2 separate regions of the Mus musculus genome follow, and region 2 is linked to region 1. Evidence: chromatin loops called from intact Hi-C (ENCODE). Cell type or tissue: heart. All regions are shown on one strand.

What was found. Peaks named below come from ENCODE experiments on the same cell type or tissue, not always from the same donor. Only the 100,000 strongest peaks of a DNase experiment are listed, where the experiment ranks them.
Region 2: it touches region 1 in a loop (2.6-fold over the local background); 2 of 42 quality-filtered maps call a loop at or near these places.

The regions. Positions count from the first base shown.
Region 1 is chr12:73,020,001-73,022,500 of GRCm38, forward strand. No RefSeq gene overlaps it. Among named protein-coding and RNA genes, the nearest start is that of Gm51264, 25 kb to the right of the region's middle. In heart, a CTCF peak has its summit at 1,119 (motif pointing right); no DNase peak of the experiment used is centred here.
Region 2 is chr12:73,408,679-73,411,178 of GRCm38, forward strand. D830013O20Rik (RIKEN cDNA D830013O20 gene) reads right to left here and starts at 885. Exons shown (of 4, transcript NR_046013.1): 1 at 725-885. In heart, a CTCF peak has its summit at 217; DNase peaks (open chromatin) are centred at 113 and 943; H3K27ac peaks cover 315 bases.

The sequences.
Region 1 (2,500 bases):
TTAATTTCTGCAAAAGTGACCAGGAATGACCCATGGGGAAGATAGGCGTTGCCCAGCATGTACAAGGAAGACCCTTTGCTTGCTCCCAAGGACCAAAGAGACTGTCACAGGGAGAAACAGCTGCAGTGGATATGCCTGTAATTCCAGTACTCAGGAGGCTGAGAACAGAGAACGCACTTAGAGCTCAAAGCTAGCCTGAGCTACATAGCAAGACCTTGTCAAAGGAGGGAAGGAAGGAAGGAAGGAAGGAAGGAAGGAAGGAAGGAAGGAAGGAAGGAAGGAAGGAAGGGGAAAGCTAAATCATGAAGTTTTTTTTTTGTTGTTTTGTTTTGTTTTGTTAGGTTTTGAGACAGAGTTTCTCTGTGTAGCCTTGACTATCCTGGAACTCGATCTGTAGACCAGGCTGGCCTAAAACTCAGAGAGACTCCTCCCCTCCCCCGCCCCACCCCCGCTGCAACCCACCCCCGAATGCTAGGATTAAAGGCAGGCTCATGAAGCTCTTAATAGACCAAAGCATATACCAATTTCCCTTACAGTCATTTCTTCCTACTTGCCTTCTATGGAAAGTTTGAGTTGACTGATGACCCTTGACTTCTGTGTCTGCTGAATTACCCATAGGCCACAGGCAATGTTATCTCTCCAGGGCTCCTGGTAAAATGGAACACTCCTTCCTGCAGCCCCAGCTGGGACTATGACTCCAAGCCCAAGATTCTATGAGAAGATTACACACTGGGCATTGAAGCCAACACATGGTCACATAAAAGGGACCTCTAATTTTCTACCCTTCTGTAAAATATATATGCAGGCTCCCTATGGTAAGAAGCCACCCACCAATTAACTGCCTTCGTCACTAATGTATAAAACTCGGTGAGCTCATAAGATAAATACAGGACAATTTACTAGATCCTTGGCACTGGTGCGATTATAAACAAATGCTCAGTGGAATATTTTTTGCATTTGAGTTTGTTTCCTGAGTATGTTTTTGTTATAAATTTGCACACTTACCCAAAGACCGAATTACTAGCTAGGATTTACAGCTATCCTTGCGACCTGTTACTTGGGCACTTTCCCATTAAAAAGTGCAAGTTGATTCCCTGGAGATGCAGTAAAGATTCTGTGTATCCAGCAGGGGGCACTCACAGGCAAGATACGGATAGCTTTAACTGGTCACAAACTGATTCATTAAAGCCCGGTGAATAGTCTATAGATGTCTTCTTTGTTGGAGGTAAAAAGTGAACTTTATTCTTAGTGTCCTCAATGGGGTTTTGATATTGGATATGAGTGAGACATTTTTCCCTTAATGTAATCTAAAAATGGAGAGATTCCATACTGACAATATGTGAGCAATGGCAATCTGTCTGACTTAGAGCTCAGTCTGTTCTCTTTCCCAACTGAGCAATGTTAGGAATGGGATTAAGAGCTCACACACAAAACAAAACAAAACAAAACAAAACAAAACAAAACAAAACAACACCTCACAGGTGAAAACTGGGGATAAATGCCCCAGAAGTCTCACCTACAGTGTCTAGTGTAAGCAGGGCCTTAGATCCCATTCCCAGCTGCAAAAGCAAACCAGATAGCCTCCTGCTGGGAATGGAGAGGTGGTTCAGTGGTTAAGATCATCTGCTGCTCTTGCAGAGGGCCCAGGTTTAGTTCCTAGGACCCACGAGGTGGCTTACAACTCCCCGTAACTCCAGTTCTGAGACATCTGATGCCCTCTTCTGACCCTTTTGGGCAACAGGTACGAATGTGGCACATACATGCAGACAAAACATCCATACACATACAATTTTTTTTAATTAAAAAAAAAATGCCTCGGGACTGGAGAGATGGCTCAGCAGTTAAGAGCACTGACCGATTTTCCAGAGGTCCTGAGTTCAAATCCCAGCAGCCACATGGTGGCTCACAGCTATCTGTAAGGGGATACGATGCCCTCTTCTGAGTGTCTGAAGAGAGCGACAGCAGACTCACAGATATTTAATTAATTAATTAATCTTTTAAAAAGCCTCATGTGTTAATTTGAACATTTGAAAGCAAGCCAAAACTATTTTGGATAAGAATAAATTGAGCATAGAAAAAAAATCAAAGCGGCTTTCCTTTGTGACGTTTTCTTTCTTTCTCTTTTCTTTTCCTTTTTTTTTTTTTGACGGGGGGGGGTGGTTGGTGGGGGAAAGGGGGGTGAGCAGGCTCTCCCCAGGGAGTCCAGGCAAACATGGAGTGGAAATCTTCCTGCTTTGGTCACCTGAGACCTGGGATTACAGGATGGAGCCCAACACCGCACTAAGGCTGTCGTAATACACAATAGTAACCACGGTTTTAATTAATAGTTCATAAAAGCCCACATGTGTTTTATAAAATTGGTGACAATCTCATCACAGATATGCTGTACTTACAATTTATTTACCCTTGTGTCAAATTTCTAAGTATTATTAATAATCCATGCTCCTTGAACAAGCAAAATCAATCAGTCTATTATTTTAGTAAAGTACATGGAAATCTA
Region 2 (2,500 bases), 390 kb after region 1:
GACCTGGCCAAGGACATTCCAGCTGTGCCAGGCCACTGGGCAGAGATCCCAGAGAGAGCAATCTATCACTGTTCATCACCCCCTCACACCTCAGGGAGCGTGGGCCTGTGGCCACGAGCTGGCAGACAACAGCCCCTAGCCCTTGCGACAGTGTGTATCCCCACTGCCAGAAAAGCAACCAAGGTTTTAGCACTGCGCCATTGGGTAGAGCCCTGGAGACTCTCAATACTCAGGTTCACCATTGGGTGGCTCTACCGGGGTCACCAGCAGAAGAGATGTCTCCCTCCCAGAGATTCATGAAGCCAGAGTGACAAGGTCGTTTTTTACCCTTCTCCCGGTTCATCTTCCCGCCCCTTCATAGAACATATGGGACCCTTCGTGCTGTGTGCACCCTGGCTTGAGGTGGCAAAGGTGAGGAGGCTCCACTTACCCTCTCCCCCTGCACCTGTTGTCAGTGATGATGGCTTTTGACTGTGGCATCTTCAGCAATTTCTGTATAGCCTGCACCATAGGCTAGGCATAGGATTCTCACCTGGATCATGTTCTCCCGCTAGAACAGGACTAGGTCATAGCAATAAAGTCAAGCCTTTCTCATCTGACCCACCATCTACTCTTCTTCCTTCTTTCCTTCCTTCTTTCCTCCCTCCCTCCCTCCCTCCCTCCCTCCCTTCCTTTCTTTCTTCTTTTCTTCCTTCATTTCCTCTTTCCTTTCCGTAAATCTTACCTTGATGTCTTGGCAAGAGACTCCAGGAGGTTGGAGTTTCTCTCCACAGGAGTAGATCAATCACAATCCACCAAGACCCTGAACCCATTGCTTTCTGAATCAGGAATTCAAAAGAGAAACAAGCCAACGCTCTTGTGCCCCCATGTTGTCCTTGTGCAACATCAGGGCAGTGATGTCCTCTGGCATGAGAATGGCAGGAACACAGCCAAGATGGAGCAGGAGAGAGGCTGGGAAGTGCCACACAATCTAGCTAGCTGCAGTAGCCAACATTCCTTGGCAACGACACTCTCACTCAAAGCCCTGGGAAGCACTGGGACACAGGTGTAGTCTAGCATCTATAGAGAGCACACCGGAAAACACCATGACATCCCCCTTGTGAGTTCAGTCCCCCTCCCATCTCGCCATATGCTGGTGACAAGGAGGAAGAGTGGGCAGTGTCACACACCCACCATGCTGCCCAGAGGGCAATGATGTAAGCCACAATGCTTAGGTTTCAGCTCCAAATGTGGCAGCCAGCAGCAGGAGGTGCTGGCAAACCCTTGGCTGCCAGGCATGCTTCTCAGAGCATCCAGGCTGCTGCATGGAGTTGCTGTTGCCCTGGACTCTGCAGCCCCCCAGAGCCTTAGGCTAGGTGGCTGGGGACTTTTGAGGGTTAGAGATGGGTCTGCAGTGTTTGTGGGAGCAGTCTCTGCTGTCCTTTCCAAGGGACAGAATGTTGCAAGGAGTCTATGTCACCACTTTTGAGCATCTATGCCCTCAAGCACTAGACTAAGTCCTTTACATGATTCATTGACACCTCTCAAAACCCCGCTAGGAATATACTGTTATTGGACTTTTGAGGATGAAAGTCCCAAGCCGTAGGCAGGCCGCGTCATGGCTGGTACAGCTGAGAACTAGCCAAGGTTCTTGTGCTTAGGAAGTAAACGATGCTCCAGCCTCCACAGATTCAGAGCACTAGCAGAGCAATCAAAATACTGAACAGGCAGAGTGTGACGGCTCACACCCTTTAATCCCATCCCTCAACAGGCAACCGAGGAAGACTGCTGTGAGCGCAAGGGCAACCTGGGCTGCATGAAGAGACCTCTCAAAACAAACAAACAAACAAACAAACAGCATTCTAAACATAGGTTAGATGTAGGTTGCTTGAATAAAGCAAGTAGCATTCCAGAATATGAGTGGGTACAAGGTAGAAATACCACAATAAATACATGTTTCAATGCAGCATGAAGGCTCACTAGATCTGGTCACTTGTCATGAAGAGAAAGGCACCTACCTGGCCACAGCTATCAGTTCTTGAGCTAAAGCCTGTGGAGTCACAGGTTAACCAGGCTGTAAGTCACTTTTTGATGTCTGTCCAGTTGGGGACATTCTGCTGTGGCATTGAGAGATGAAGTATTGGACTAGAAAGATGGCTGACTTGGGCAAAGGTGCTTGAGGCTAAGCCTGACAACCAGAATTGATCTGTGGGATCCCCTCGGTGGAAAAAAAAAAAAACCTGACTCATGAAAGTTCTCCTCTGACCTCCACATATGCACCATGGCGTTTGTACACATGTACACACACACACACACACACACACACACACACACACGTAAATCAAAGAAGTAAAATATTAAAAACAATAGACAGCGTTTCTCATGACATTAGATTTTTCAAGCAACTGGAACACATTAGGTGACGACTTGGCAACCTTTTTCCAGAAAGGGCTGGCTGGGAACCAAGAGAAGCTTTGCTGGTCACGTGACCTCTGCTGCAGCTTCTCCACTCTGTCATTAT